Linked DNA regions of Mus musculus: region 2 is linked to region 1. A link is a loop called in an ENCODE intact Hi-C map of the cell type or tissue named here. Cell type or tissue: left cerebral cortex. All regions are shown on one strand.

Region 1 (8,000 bases):
GTGTGTGTGTGTGTGTGTGTGTGTATGTGTGTGTGTGTGGTGTGGTGTGTGTGTGGTGTGGTGTGGTATGTGTGTGTGTGGTGTGGTGTAGTGTGTGTGTGTGTGTGTGTGTGTGTGTGTGTGTGTGTGTGTGGTGTGTACGTGTGTGTGTGTGTGTGTGTGTGGTGTGGTGTGTGTGTGGTGTGGTGTAGTGTGTGTGTGTGTGTGTGTGTGTGTGTGTGTGTGTGTGGTGTGTACGTGTGTTGTGGTATGTGTGTGTATGTGCAGAAAAGGGACTGAGTGGAAGGAAGAAGGGGTTGGTTTGACAGGAAGGGGTAAGGAGAAGAGAACAAACACTGCATCCTCATATGCAGGACGTCTGTGTACATAATATGAAAGCAGGTCTGGCGGGAAGGGCTGGGTGGCAAGGGAGAGTGAGGGTGGATTGAAGAGGCAAAGCCACAATGATACGCATGTATAAGCAAGCTGTGAAGAACCACGTGACTTATTACACTTGCATAAAAAGTAATTATAGCCGGGCGTGGTGGCGCACACCTTTAATCCCAGCACTAGGGAGGCAGAGGCAGGCGGATTTCTAAGTTCAAAGCCAGCCTGGTCTACAGAGTGAGTTCCAGGACAGCCAGGGCTACACAGAGAAACCCTGTCTCCAAAAACCACACATTAAAAAAAATTTAATTATAAACAAATCGTGCCTGCAGTGAATGGTAGGGAGTTGAATATAAGGGCATGCACTAAAAAATGAAAATGAAGAGCTTTTCTTTACATGGGAGCCCATTCTGGTTGAGGAGATACACTGTTTACGTTGATATTGATCGTTTTCTTGTTATAGCTTCAAAAATAATACCATGTTCAACTTTTACAAGACAGTTTCTGTTCGACGATCTGCTTCCATCTAGCCTAAATTCAACAAACAGATATCGATAGCACAAATCTTTATTAAAATAGGTCATACTACAGCTCTTCAAGCAGTAGACTCTAAATTTTGTCAGTTTGCCCATTTCTTTGCTACAGCTCCATTTTCTACCCTCTTTCCTTCACTGTTTATTTAAAAAGGAGTTTCTGCCCCACTTAGGACTTTCTGCATAGCTTCAGATTCTATTATTGAGATCATCTTTCCCCTACTACCTGATGTTTACACAGGCTAGCTCTTTTTCTCAATCATGTTTTGTTTTTTTCCCTCGTTTGACATTGCTACTGCTTGTTGTTTTACCAAGAGTACACATTTTTAAAGCATTAAGTATTCTTGATCACAGTAGGGCTTCTTCTAGAATATTAGGTTGATCTGAAATAAGGTCCATTTTAAAAAAGGAACTTCCAAATCAGATGTCTTCAAGACACTTGCAGATTTTATTTTATTTTTTAGACATGGTTTCTTTTTTTTTGTTACCCTGACAGTCCTAAAACTATGTAGATCAGGCTGGTACTCACAGAGACACTCCCACCTCTGCCTCCTGAATGTTGGGATTAAAAGCAGGTACTACTATGTCTGGCACATATTTTTTAAATTCCACTCATAGATTGTTTAAACTAACAAACATGACAACTCAATCATAAAGCTTAGCTGTGAAGTAGCATGAAGTCTCTCATCTGCACAACTGAGTAGATGAGGTTATGATTTTTAGGAAAAAAAGCAATTTAATCCCACTGGTTATCACATAACCTTTTAACTTTCTTGTATTTAAGCTCGGTAAGAAACTAAGCTTTTCTCTTATTTCCACTAATGACTTTAAAATTACAAAACGAAATCTCAGAAAAGATTGACATTGAAATGGGATCAGGATGAAAATAAATCTACTGGAATTAGTGAATTAGAGCTAGAGTCAAGACTTTCCCAGTTAAATTCTATCTAGTTCTCACTTGCAGAGTGCTTTGAACGCTTTCTCCATCTGAGCTCAGTGTAAGCTAGATCTAATAAAGGGGGCTCCTATATCCAACTCCCAAGCGCATTCCCATGCCCAAGGGACCAAAGCCCACAGGAGTGATTCTGTGATTGACGTGGACAAAGTTCTTATTGGACACACAATACTTTTACAATGGTGCTTTTTGTTGTTGTTTTGGGGTTTGTTTTTTTTCCAAACAAGGTTTCACTGTATAGCTGTGGCTGTCTTGGCTCGCTCGCGTTAGACAATGCTTTAAGAAACAACAGGCAATCAGGGAAGGGAAGGTCTTCAAGCATGCTTTCCAGCTGGGGCGACAGCCATCTCCGACTTTGGCTTTAGCTTCGAAGAGGCCTTTGTTCTTCACCGTGTAGCCCTGGCTAGCCTGGGCTATGTAGGTCAGGCGGGCCTCAGACTCAGTACGGCTGCCTCTGCATTTCAGAGCGGGGACGAGAGGCGTGGGGCCACCAAGCACGTTCTCCTGAAGACATTAAATTCTCAGGCTACGTCCCCGTCATGGCTACTCTCTCTGGATCCCGCAAAAATGGGGGGGCCCCGGCCTCAAGTGAGAACAAAGGAGGCGGCGCCCCGTGACGCGCAGGCCCCCGGGCGGGATCAACAGCCCCGGAGCTGTTTACTCTGGCGGCCAAGGCCACCACCGGGTGCCACACTATAAAGGGCGAGCTGCCCGCTCCGGGGAGCCTCAGGCCTCCGGCTCGCCCACCGAGCCCCGCGACGCCCGGGCGAGCACAGCTCCCTCACACGGTTCCCGGGAGCGCCAGGCCTCGGCTCCTGCGCAGCGGACGCCGCGCCGTGCGCCACGTGAGGCGGAGCCCGGCCCCCGGAGCGGCGCGCGCACCCGGCGCCGACCATCGCGTGACTCGGAGGGCGCGCGGGGGTGAGCGCCCGGGCCGTACCGGGCCGCGCCGCGCCACTTCCGACGCGGCGCTCGCTTTAGGTTCCGGGGCGCGCCGCCTCGGCTCGCGGGCCCGGGATCCGGCGGGATGGAGGAGGCCGCGCTCGGGGAGGCCGAACTCAACTGGTCCCGCCTCAGCGTGTCGGCCGAGGCGTTGGAGTCGGAGCTGGAGGCGCGCGCCGAGGAGCGGCGCGGCGCGCGCGAGGCTCTCCTGCGGCTGCTGCTGCCCTACAACCGCCTGACGTCGCTGCCGCGGGCGTTGGGCGGCGGCTTCCCGCACCTCCAGCTCCTGGACGTGAGCGGCAACTCGCTCACGGCGCTGGGGCCCGAGCTGCTGACGCTGAGCGGCCTGCGCACGCTGCTGGCCAGGAACAACCGGCTCGGCGGCCCGGGCTCGCTGCCCAAGGGCCTGGCCCAGTCGCCGCTCTGCCGCAGCCTCCAAGTGCTCAACCTCAGCGGCAACTGCTTCCAGGAGCTGCCCGCCTCGCTGCTGGAGCTGCGCGCCCTTCAGACCCTCAGCCTGGGCGGCAACCAGCTGCAGAGCATCCCCGCCGAGATCGAGAACTTGCGGAGGTGAGCGGCGGCGAGTCCCGGGGGTGGGGAGCGGGGCGGTGGCCCGAGCTCCGTGGCACCGGGTTGGAGGGGGAGGGGGACTAGGCGAGCCATTGTCACCCGTAGCGTCTGACCAAGGGTGGGTGGGTGGGTGGTAGCCTTTGGGTTGTGTTTGGCCTGCCGCAGGTCTTCGACGCCCCCCGCGCCCCCCAATGAACTCTGGAATTCATTGTGGAGACCATGCTAACCTCAAGCTCACAGAGCTCCGCCTGCCTCTACCTCCCAAATCTGGGGCTAAAAGACATGCGCCACTAAGCCGGACTTCGCCTTCTTTCTTGAGTCTAGACAGGGAGTCAAAAGGGCTCCCGTTAACAGAGGTTGGCGATTTCTTACTGGTTAAGTCTTCCGAGACTTTCCATGCGTTTGCATCAAAGTGGCATTTAACGTGGCGTAGGAGGTGCTGACCTACTTCCTTGGTTTTTATTTCCAGTTCCCCTCTTTTCCCGATACCCAAAGTACCATTTGTGGAGTCAGTGAGCCTTGCACACACACACACACCCAGAAAGGCAGCTTCACTAAATTGTGGGGTTGGGGTTGGGTACAAAAAAAAAAAACAAAAAAACCCAAAAACAACAACAACAAAAAAAAACCACGCTGCGCTTCCTTTGACCCTGAGGAACTATTCACATTTCAAAATTTTATCTTAGGAGTCTTTTCTGTAATTCTAAAAAAAAAAAAAAAAAAAAAAAAAAAAAAAAAAAAAACTGTTCCCAGGACAATTAGAGCCAAATTACTTCCTCTGTGTGTCACACATCATACCATTGTATCTGTGTTACTGTATGTTACTGAATGTGATTCCTTCTTTACAGGAACTGTCTGTCCTATCTCCTAGTGGCTTAGTCAGTAGTGTACTGGAGTGAGGAGGTGCAGAGAGGATAATAGAAGTGCTCTAATGTGCCCTGCAGGGGAGTCAAAGCAAAACAAGAAAGCATCTTCCACTTGTTAAATATTTTTCCTCTCTTTTAATTGGTTAGCCAAGATAAAAGAATGTGGAGCCAGAAAGAACCTTCGAGTTAACAGGGAAAACATTGACCCAGGAATAAGACTTTTTCTTCACATCTCACCCTTCTGCTGGTCACTTAGCACTTCCTGTTTGCCAAATGAGGCATCTGGACACAGTGTCCCTTAATTTGCTCCTCGATAGATGTTTACACAGTACTTGATGTGTCCCAACATTTTCCTAAGTTCTGGGGCTAATCCCCTGAGATAGAATGACAGGGATTTGACCTATTTTGGTTCTTGAGTAAGTGCCGTTTGAGTCAGCCTTCTGAAGGAAGTAACAGTGAAGATTTGAGTGTGAGCCATTGGACCAATCCAGGTAAAAAGAAGAGTGTGTGTGAAAGTCCAGGAGCAAGGAAAAGAACTGCTGAAAGATGATCATTGCAAAGAACCGGGGACACTCAGAGGGTGTCACATCTTGAAGACTTCCATAGAGTGTGGGTTGTATTCTGAGTGCACATGTTTGTTCCTGTGGAGTGGCAAGGGGCTGAATGAAGGAGAAGGGATTTGGGGGCTGGTTAGGAGGCCATTGTGGTAGACACCGGTAACCTACAACAGGAGTACTAGGGAAAGGTAGGATATAGGACAGGTAAGGGGAGATTATGTTCATTGGACAGACTTTGGTTCCTCTTAATTTTAACATGTCGTGTTTTATTTCAATCAAGTATTTTTAAAATTTTTTATTATTTTTGTTATTTTTGTTTTTTTGGTTTTGTTTGTTTCGAGACAGAATTTCTCTGTGTAGCCCAGGCTGGCCTTGAACTCAGAAATCCACCTGCCTCTGCCTCCCAAGTGCTGGGATTAAAGGCGTGAGCCACAATCTAGCATATTAGGAGGAGCCCAGGGAGAGTAGTCAATGATTCTAAGATGAGGCACTCTCCATTTTTAGAGGAAGAAACAAGGGCTCAGAGAAATGAGGTCTCTCTCAAGATCACAAACCTATTAAGTAGAACTGGATTTGAATACTGGGGTCTCTGATGCCAAATTCAAGAATTTTCCACAGTGGCCAGCTAGGGCTAGGACTTGAGTGTCTAGGCTTCTTTTCTGGGAAATACGCAATTCAGAGGATTGGGTCAGGCCATGTATACCTGGTTGAGCTGATTTCTGTACTGACAACAACTACGCAAGGCTGTTGGTCACTATGTTCTTGACTTGAATTTTTGCATCCTGGTTGTTGTTGTTGTTGCACTTTATTTCTCTACTAATAGGAATCAGCAAAGATTTAGATAATGAATTCTACTTGGATGTAGGCCAAAAGGCTCATTGCAGAATTGTACTCCTAAAGAAAGCAGCAGCTTTGACCATGGCCTAGTTCGTTTCCTTCTTTTCAAGGATGAGGAAGTTGAGATTTTGTATGAATGAGTTGCTTGAGGCCAGATCAAGGCCACAGCAAGAGTTGAGTGATTTTAGTTCCCAGAGACTGCTAACTATTCTGAGATAGTTCATTACTGGTGGGACATGGAGAGGTGGTGTTACAGTCGCTTGAACATCATGTTCTTCCAGAGCCTGGCATGTACTAGGTGCTGTAGTGGGCTGGTCTGCTCCTCCCTCCCTGCTGCTGAGGGTGGACTGCATGGCCTTCCACGTGCCAGCCAAGAGCCACTGCTTGAGTCAGGTTGACTATTTTGGCACATGAAGAAGATTCTGTCCTTGTAAAGAACACTTAAGAGAACAGTTTTTTTTTAATTACACAGCATATATAGGCCACAGAAACTCCTCGTGTCCACTAGTCACATTCCAGGGAAGAATAACAAGTCTTGGTTGCGTGTGCCACTGGCCTCTCTGCGTCTCCTGGAGGTCTCAGATGAGATCTTTGCACTAGACTTGTTGATCCTTCCCTTAGTGGCAAAAATTAAAAAAAAAAAAAAAAAACAAGTAAATGGGTGCTGGAACGGAGCTCTTGTTTATTTTTATGATTGACTTCATTCCCCTGAAGTCAGGATATTATAAATATAATTCTGTTTGTATAGGATTTATCAGCAAATAAATGTACGTTTGTGGCTTTTGTGTAGGCAAACATTTTTGTTTTACAGTGCTGAAAGGTAGTAGTTCTCATTTGACACTTCTTCTAATGAACTTAGGTTTTATCCCTCTCAGTTCAGAAACTAATTGAGTAAAAGATCAATTTATTACTCCTTGAGCAGCAAACTTTGAGTAAATTGGTTGTATGGCATCCATTTGGAGACTAAATCTGAGCCAACTGAGTTTCATGACTCTTTTTCCCACCCACCCCCTTTGATGTCTTCTGTTTTGATGACCTTTTCTTGGTGTCTTTTTAATGTGGTTATCAAAGATAAAGATAGGATTGTGACAAAACTAAAAATTAATCCCTGGAATGTTAAAGCTGTCTTCGGTGGACAGCCTAGGGAAGGCGCAACTCAACAAGATCATAGAAGGGTGTGCCAAAAGTTAAGTAAAAACTCCTCCCCGTTTACATTCATATATCAGATTTGTGGGTTGGCCTCCTTCAATTTCACACAATGCATTTTGATAGTGGTCCACTCCTACCTCTGGACCCACCCAACTTCCACGTTCTCTCTCATTTTGTATTTTCTTTTAAACCCACCAAATTCAATATTTGTGTTGCCTGGCTACTCTTGGTTGTTGGCCTTGCTTTGGAATATGGTTGACCTACTGGGGGTTACACCCTTAAAGAAAACTGACTTTCCCCATCCCTGCAGCTATCAAATGCCTAAGTAATAACTCAGTTAATGGTGGCGCTTGGAATCCACCTCCTCCACTCCATGCTGGGATTCCGTGTGGATTGAGCTTACACAGGTCATAATTGCTGTGAATTTGTATGTGCAGTGATCCTCTCCTGTCTAGAAAATTCTGCTTCCTTGAAGTTATTCACCACCTCTAGCTCTTGAGAGTCTTTCTACCCCTTCTTACTTGACAATTCCTAAGCCTTGATGAGCTATATATGTGTCTATGTAAAATGGATGTCCAATTTAGGACTTAACACTCCTCGGTCTTTTATTCTATGAATGTCAACCAGTTGTGGGGCTCAGTATTAATTGTTATTTTTACTTCAAGAAGAAGTAGAATCTGGTTATAATTGAGAGATGCACTAATCTTGTATATAGCAGTAAGTCATTAGGAGTCCTTTTAATACTAATCCATTTACTAGAATAATATTAGTTTTCCATTAGGCCTCTGACATACCCACAGGTTGTTTTGCTTCATTAACATTGGCAAATATGGGTTTGATTTTATGGAAAAGGCCTTAAATCCAGTCAGAACGTAGCACCATGCCACTATTGCATCTGTGGGCAGATTCAAGCTCAGACCATGTGCTGTGGCTTGAAAGGTTTACCACTGGCTGAGATTACTTTCCTCTGCTGTATCATACAGAGCGCCTTCTAGCTAGCCAGGAGAGACGAAGCTTCCTGGGCAGTACCCATTTGATTTCTCCGTGTTTTATGATTCAGATATATAATATCTTCAGCAATTTAGTCTTACCATGGAGATCTGGAGGATAATCCAAAGCACTGACAGTGGCCTGTAATAGTTAGAGATTTCTGGGACCCCATTCACCACAACTCAAAAAAAAAAAGCAAACTATTTATCTTCTGGTATGTTGAGGTATTCTGCTG
Region 2 (8,000 bases), 330 kb after region 1:
AGGAGAGGAGGGAGGGAGTGTGTGTGGTGCCGTGTGTGGTGCTGTCTTACTGTGGCTGTAGGAACATGGCGTATGTGACTGAATAAGTGAGAAGTGCTGCAGAGAAGCTGACTGGAGAAAACAGTATCTGAGCTGCCACGTGGAGACCCTGATTCTGCCTGCTCTTCATAAAACGTTACTCAAGTACTGTAGGCGACAGTCTTTCCTGGGCTTACTAATTCAGCTGTCTCCAAGAGAAAGTTTAGTCCTTTGTCCTTGCAAATGCCACTGGATACAGTATTTGATTAGTATTCTAGTCAAATATTTGATACTAGTTAGCTATATATGATCTATGCACAAGATAATAGATTGAGTTGTGCCAGGGTCTACAAAAATCTGAACAGTCCTTCTAAAATAATCAGAGCCAGATCACCTGGCACATTGTAGAAAACATGGATTTGGATCTAAGATGCTTGCCTTTTAAATTTGGTTTATGCGTGTGTTTTTGCATGTATGTATGCATACCACATGCATACATTAGTGCCTGTGGAGGTCAGAGAGGGTGTCAAATCTCTGGAGATATAGGTGGTTGTGAGCCATTACATGGATGCTGGGAATTGAACTAGGTTCTGTGCAAGAGCAGCAAGTAGTCTTTCTTAATGGATAAGCCATAACTGTAGCCAGGATCTTGCTTCTTAAGACTTTGTAAGATTTATAGAAGACTGGGTAGGTAGTGTACTTGCCTTTAATCTCAGTACACAGAAAGCAGATGTAGGCAAATCTCTTGTAAATCCAGCCAACCCGGGGCTACATGTACTGAGTCAGTCTCTGTCTCTGTCTCTCTCTTTTCACTCTTTCTCAGGCATACAGAATAGGTTTGTGAAAGTTAAATATTTATAAAAATAATTATTTATTAAAAAATAAAAAGGATTCCAGTATATGAATAGGTACTTTTAAAAAATTAACAATGTTTGGAATGAAACCATCACTGATTTTGACTAAATTATTGTCATATTTGGATTTAATCAATACTATGCGATCTAAGTTAAATATACATTTCACTTCATATTTAGTGTGATAAACTTTTCTTTTGTTTTTTTCTTCAGATGTATGGTCTGCAGGCTGTGTGTTGGCTGAATTGTTGCTAGGACAACCAATATTTCCTGGGGACAGTGGTGTGGATCAGTTGGTGGAAATAATAAAGGTGAGATGGTTGATTTACACTTTTGTACTTTTGAACCAAAAATGTTACACACATACACACACACACACACACACACACACACACAAGCACACAAAGCAATACCTTTACAGTGGGAAAGGAGGCTGGGGACGTGATTCAGAAGTGAAAGCCCTCGAGGTGCAAGCATTAGAAGTAGAGCCAGCTCCCAGAGTAGAGACCCACATGAGTGTTTCCTGGGCTTGTCATTCCCACCCAGAGAGCCCTGAGCAGGCTGCCTGGGAGGAGAAGCCATGTCTACAAGCTCTCCGCTCGATTGAGACCCTGCTTAAATGAATGCAGTGGAGTCGTGACCAAGGACAATTGCTGAGACCTACCTAGCCTTGGGCCTTCATGTACAAGCATATAGAGGATAAAAAAGGAGAAAGGGGTTGTAGGTCATTTAACAAGCTGTGCTACAGAGCAGGTTGGGGAGGGGGGAAACATTGGCTTCCTTTTTTAAAGATTTATTTTTATTGTATGGATTCCTTTCCTTTCCTTCTTTCTCTCTCTCTCTCCCCCCCCCCCTCTTTTTGGCCTGTATGTGCATTTGTGTATTACATGTGTTCATAGTGCTCTCCAAGGCTAGTAGAGAGTGTTGGATCGTTTGGATTCTCAGACTGGAAGGATTACAGATCATTGTAAGCCGCTGCCACATGGGTTCTGGGAATCAAACGTCTGGGAAAACAGTCTGTGCTAAGACACCTTTCCAGCCACGTGATCAGATTATTTTAAGATCTGTGTCATAATTTAACATTGCTTTTCCTTTTAATATCAGGAAAAATAGGGATTTAAAGCTACTGGGTCCAAATATAGTTGAAGAGGTCATCTTCCCTAACTCTCTGGAATTGGGTTTCACAGCTGAGACCACTGTGGTCACCTCTTTTTGTTGTTGTTGTTGTGTTGGAAAACAGGGTTTTCCATGTAGCCCTGGTTATCTTGGAACTCACTCTATAGACAATGCTGGCCTTGCACTTTCAGGCTGAACTCTTAACTTTGTCAACAATACTGCTTTCTTCTTACTGATTAGAAACAAGTGGTAGAAATCATGTAAGGACAAAGCAATCTTGGAGAAGGGCTTTTTCAAATGTACAAAGTACTCTTCAGTATTTATGAGACCCTTTGTACTTTTTAAATATATGTGTGTGATACATACAAGAGAAACATGAAAGAAGTCCTAGTTCCAGTATTACGCTAGGATTATTGAACTGGTGTTCAGTTCTTAGAAGAAATAAGAACTAGGCATTAGATACAGAGACCTCCTGTGTATCTCAAAGGGAGTGATACATTTTTGTTATCATTCTCTCATATATTACATCCCAACTTCAGCTTCCCCTCCCTCTTCTCATCCCAATCTCTCCCTCTCCCCACTCCCATCAACTCCTCAGAACTTCTGAACAGAGCAGGCCTCCCATGGGTATCAACCAAACACCTATCAGGTTGTAATAAGACTGGGCACATTCCTTAATTAAGCTGGAAGAGGCAACCCAGTAGGAGGAAAAGGATCCCCAACCAGTCAGAAGAGTCAGAGACAGCCCTGCTCCTACTGCTCCCTGGAGTCCCACAAGAAGACCAAGGTACACACAACCATATGCAGGGGACCTAGGTCAGACCCATTCAGGTTCCCTCTCCATAGCCCCAGTTAGTCCAGGTTAGTTGATTCTGTGAGTTTTCTTTGGTGTCCTTAACCCCTCTGGTTCCTACTTTTAAAATTGCAGAAACAGAAATAGTATTCATTTGGGGGTTTGTTTACCCCAAGATTTTCAGACATTGCCCTTTCTTGAATATTCTGCTTAGGCTGAGATTCACCTGGAATTTTTTTAATGTTTTGTTTCTGCAAATATATAGCAGATGAATGGTTTTACTTTGGTGCTCATATGGTTTTTTTTATATAATCACAGAATAGTTACCTTTTTATGGAAGGACAGAACTTGTTTCCAAGTTTATGAAGCAAAGGCTGATAGCTAAAAACAGTTCTAATAAAGAATAGATTAGAAGGCTTCCACTTCCTAGTTTCAAAACTAATCATGCAGTTACAGTAAGTAAGAGAATGTAGAACTTGCATGCGTATAGAAATGGAATATAATTGAGAGCCAAGAAATAAATCTTTACATTTATGGCCAATTGATTTTTTTTTTGACATGTATTCTAAGAGAATTCACTGTGAGAAAACCGTAATTACAGGCAGTAGTACTTAGACTACTGGGTATGTATGTTCAGAAGAATAAAGTTGGAATCTATCTTTCTTATTACACTTTTGTGGAGGAGAGAACATTTATACAATCCATGGAACTGTGAATTAGCACAGACAGTATGGAAAAATATTTGAAGGTTCCTTAGAAGACAAATGTTTAATTATAGCATGATCAAGTCCCCTCCTGCACGAGTATCTATCCCGAATACTTGAGAGTGTGAAAGCTGCGCCCTCGGATAGTCATTGCAGCATTGTTTGTCGTAGCCAAGATGTGAATGACACCAGCCTGTGTCATCGTTCAAGAAACAGATGGTGATGTCATCATCATTGAATAAATGGATGGCGATATGCTTTATTTCAGCTTGCAGTTCTCAGGCCACACTCCATCACTGAGGGAAGTCAGGGCTGAAACTCAAGGCAGCATCCTAGAGGCAGGGACTGAAGTGGAGGCCATGGAGATGTGCTGCTTACTGGATTGTGCTCATGGCTTGCTCAGCCTGCTTTCTTATGGCACACAGGATCACCAGCCCAGTGGTACCACCACCCACAGTGACATGGGTCCTCCCATTTCAATCTTCAGCCATGGAAAATGCACTTTAGACTTCTCTACAGGCTAGTCTTATGGAGGTATTGTTTTTAATTGAGAGTCCCTCTTCCCAAATGACACTATCTTATGTCATGTTGACATAGAACTAGCCAGCACACCCCTTATCCTTTTAGAAAGTCTTTCAGGGTATACACCCTTGTAGCTGCGTGTATTGAGTTAGTGAAGGATTTTATCTTGGGATTGGGCCTGGAATGTAGAAGTTGTTGAACTGAAGGAGCTCAAAGGTAGGTTTAGAGGAAACAAGCGAGACCAAGGAGTGGGCTGTGTCATCTCTGGTAACTGAGCAGTGTGAGCAGTGTGCAGACGCTGGGTTTCTGTTGCAGTGCTATCTGGAAAGGCTTCTTCTTAAGAATCTAACCCTTGAACTGAGTCTTCACCATGGAAACACATAAACTATTTAAAGAGGAAGGTAATGCTTAGCAGTTTACCTGAAGACAGGCCTGTTTTAAATACAGCTTGTGGTTGTGAATGCAGGGCTGATAGATTGAGTGTACCAGGAACGAGGAACCTAGAGCTGTGGGCAGTAGGTGCATACTATATTCTAGGGAGTTAGAAAGCCACTGCAGGATTTTGAGCAGAGGAGTACCAGTTCTAATATAGTTTCTTTACTACACAGCAGCTTAAACAAAACGGCTACACCTGCAGCTCCTTCTTTGAAGTTTGGTGCCCTCTGGTGTTGAGCCATAAAAAAGCAACTAATCCCTTCTGAGTATTGTAGTTGTAATGCATTGCATGCATTGTATCCTATTGTAGTTGTTTTGTCTGTTGTCCTTGTGATGTAGTGTAGTCCTTGTTCAGTCGGTTTTAGACAGCCATAGAGGGCGAAGCTCAGGAGACCTCAACCCTAGCTTAAGAGCTACAGGCAACTAAGGAATGCTGAGAGCAGGAGAGATAGCTTTCTCAGGGAAGAGCATACTTAATTGATATCCAGTCCAAATGGTTATCTCTGACAATGTGTAATACAAGTAACATCGTTCTGACTGAGTGCTCTTGTGTGCTCCGCCCCCCCAACACCTGTCCCTGTCTATGTGTGAAAGGTTAAAGCAAAGCCATGAAATTTGAAAGGGTGGGGGAAGTGGTAAGGTTTGGAGGGGGAAAAGGGAACGGGAGAATGATATAACTATCTCAAAAAATAAGAAAATTGGTTTTTTTTTTTTTTAAAAAAAAACCTATGCAAGAAACACCCTTTTCAGAGCTTTTTATAGATACTTTCTGTGGTGTTTGTTTATTTATTTATTTACTTCAGGATGTCAGTTTGGCATCTGTTTTGATGTTTTCCATGTGGGGTCAATTTGTTACTCGTGGGTGAAAAAATATTGTAAGAAATGTAGACAATGCCAGATCTAGCTGAAACGATTTTGTTTAAGGGATGAACAAACATCCCAAAGGGATGTAGCAGATAGATCCCTGATTTTCCATTCATCCTGCCCATCTCTACAGTATAGAATGATGGGCAGAAGAAAAGATACTTTCTGCATAGATGGACAGATCATAAACTCTGTTACAATAGAAGTGTGATTCCACCTCTGAGTGATAAGTATTATTTCTCCTTCCTCTTTTACTACGTGAATATTCTAGTTTCCTTTCTGTTGCTGTGATTTCAAAACAAAACAAAAAATACGCTGACCGAAAGCTCCTCAGGGGAAAAGAATTTATTTGGCTTACACTTCCAGGTCGCAGTCTGCCATTGAGGAAAGTCAGAGCAGAAACTTGGTGACAAGCCTGTTTACTCCATTCTCACACAGCATTACCTCTGACCAGGAAGCTCATTCATAGCTAAAGATGTACAGCAGAAACTTGGAAGGATGCTGCTTGGCGGCTTACTGGCAGATCCGTGCTAAGCTGGCTCTCTTACACAGCCCAGGACCTGCCTGCCCAGCAAGTGGTGCCTCCACATTGGGCTGGGCTTTCCTGGATCAGTCAACGAACAGTCCCATATAATACCCCATAGTCCAGTCTCATCCCGGCTGTTCCTCAGTTGAGACTCCTTTCTCAGGTGACTTGAGGCTGTGTCAGGTTGGCAATTAAGAGCTCACTAGGACATTGCACTGCCGTGCTTAGAGAAAAGTGCATAGAGCAAAGTGACGAGTTCACGTTGTTGAGGGACTTCATTTATACGGAATTCATAAGTAAGTATTCTTTTTTGTGAATAGGTATCTTTCATCAAAGTTTCTTGGAGATTAAAATAATCCTATTTCTTAAAATCCAACTGAACTTCATTCTGTTTCTGAAGTGATACGGTCCTTATTAAATATGCTATCCATAAAATGAAAAAAATTAAGCTGTCCAATTTTAAAACATTAGCTGTGTTAAATCAGGTAAAATGCTCTCTAAACCTATTAAAAATTAATGTGACAACTAGGCCTTTCAAAGTTGAGCTGTAGTGGTTATTAAAATGTCTTTTCCTTGTGGTGTTGGCTTTGCTCTGTTGTCATGGGGTCTCCCTAGGTTTTAGACTTTTAGCTTGACCTTTGTTCACTGAGCAGCCCTTATTTCTATCAGCATACTGTTTTCTACCTTAGCTGCCAGTGTGAATAGAGTTTGCTTCTGTCCCATCTGCCTGCCTCGTGGATCTTCTTACATGAACACCAGCTCCTCGCTCTCCATCAAGGTGTTTTCAAGAGTCCTTAATTTATGTTGTATGATTGTGTCAGCCCTGGTGTTTTTATTATGTCAGTGGCCTCAGGGGCTCTGTTGGCTTTGTTTTAATTTTGAGATAGGGAATTACTGTCTATCCCTGCCTGTCCTTGAACTTGTTTTGTAACCCTGTCTATTGTCAGCTTTGGCAGTTCTGCCTCAGTGTCCTGAGAGCAGGGGCTATAGGTGTGAGCCGCCAGGCCTTGCTCCTGCCGGCTTTTTTATCAGTTATTTCTGACCTAGACAAAGCACCTGACAGTAATGGAAGGAAGGATTTGGTTTGTCTCCCAGTCAGGGGACACAGTCCAGTCGAGGCAGGGAAGGCACGGCCACAGGAGCCTGAGGCAGCCCTCACACTCCATTCCTACCTGGGAAGCAGAGCGCATGGATGCTGTGGTTTAGCCCGCTTTCTCCTCTAGTTCATCCAGGACCCCAGCTCATGGAAGCCCCTCATAGTAAATCCTACCCAGGCAACAGTAAGGACTAACTGCCACGACTTTTCAAGTTAATATTTCCTTGTGTTGTTTAGACATTGTTCTAGGATTAAAAATATAGCTCTTCATTTTCTTTTTTTAATTAATTATTTATTCAGTTTACATCCTGACTGCAGGCCCCCCTCTCTTCCTAGCCCCACCTCATGCTGCCCCTACTCCCAGCCCCTCCCTTTCACCTCCGAGAAGTGGGAAGTACACCCTGGGTACCAACCCACCTGAGCATTTTCTATACACATTTTCTGGAATCTCTGCCTGAGTGCTTCACTTTCCACATTCAATGCTGTATTCGTAGGGAAGCGGGAGAGACAATCTCCTCTAGCTGTACCTACTTAGAGTTCTCCTGAGGTTTGTTTCCATATTTTTAATTGTGTTTAGATTGCTATTTCCTCATTTGTCTGTTTTACCTCTTATGTTGAGACAGGTGGTTCCTCTTAAAGATGCTTTCAGGGTTCAATTTGTTTCCTACAAAACAGCCATGTGCAACAAGTGAATATGGTTAAGAGGGTTGTATCTGTCACTACAAAGTGTACAGTAGACTGTGATAGTGCTAGAGAGATGCATACAAAATACCCCTGAAGCAACCAGAGAGAGAAACAGTAGAAACTATCAACCACATAGGTAAAAAAACTAAACTGTGTAATCACCTCTTCCTTATTCTCACAAGGAAATGAACACTTGGGTGTAGCCATCCTTCAAATGACTAGTGGATTACACAGGGTCTGAGATTAATGGGCTGTAGGATTGATGTGTGCCGTGTTACCTGGAGAACACATGCCAATGATTTGTAAATGTTTTATTACATAAACCATTTCTCTCTCTCTCTTTCTCTCTCTCTCTCTCTCTCTCTCTCTCTCTCTCTCTCTGTGTGTG

The links. A loop is a pair of places that touch in the nucleus more often than their neighbours do. Peaks named below come from ENCODE experiments on the same cell type or tissue, not always from the same donor. Only the 100,000 strongest peaks of a DNase experiment are listed, where the experiment ranks them.
Region 2: a loop joins it to region 1, with 2.4 times the contacts of the local background. A loop is called at or near these places in 2 of 42 quality-filtered maps.

Annotation. Positions count from the first base shown.
Region 1 is chr16:37,865,615-37,873,614 of GRCm38, forward strand. Lrrc58 (leucine rich repeat containing 58) reads left to right here and starts at 2,786. Exons shown (of 4, transcript NM_177093.3): 1 at 2,786-3,366. The coding sequence starts at 2,882. In left cerebral cortex, a CTCF peak has its summit at 4,330; DNase peaks (open chromatin) are centred at 2,481, 2,759, 3,776, 4,588 and 2 more places; H3K4me3 peaks cover 3,691 bases; H3K27ac peaks cover 4,159 bases.
Region 2 is chr16:38,192,812-38,200,811 of GRCm38, forward strand. Gsk3b (glycogen synthase kinase 3 beta) reads left to right here. Exons shown (of 11, transcript NM_019827.7): 7 at 1,086-1,183. Among named protein-coding and RNA genes, the nearest start is that of Gm25617, 39 kb to the left of the region's middle. In left cerebral cortex, a CTCF peak has its summit at 4,669 (motif pointing left); DNase peaks (open chromatin) are centred at 51, 3,744 and 4,668.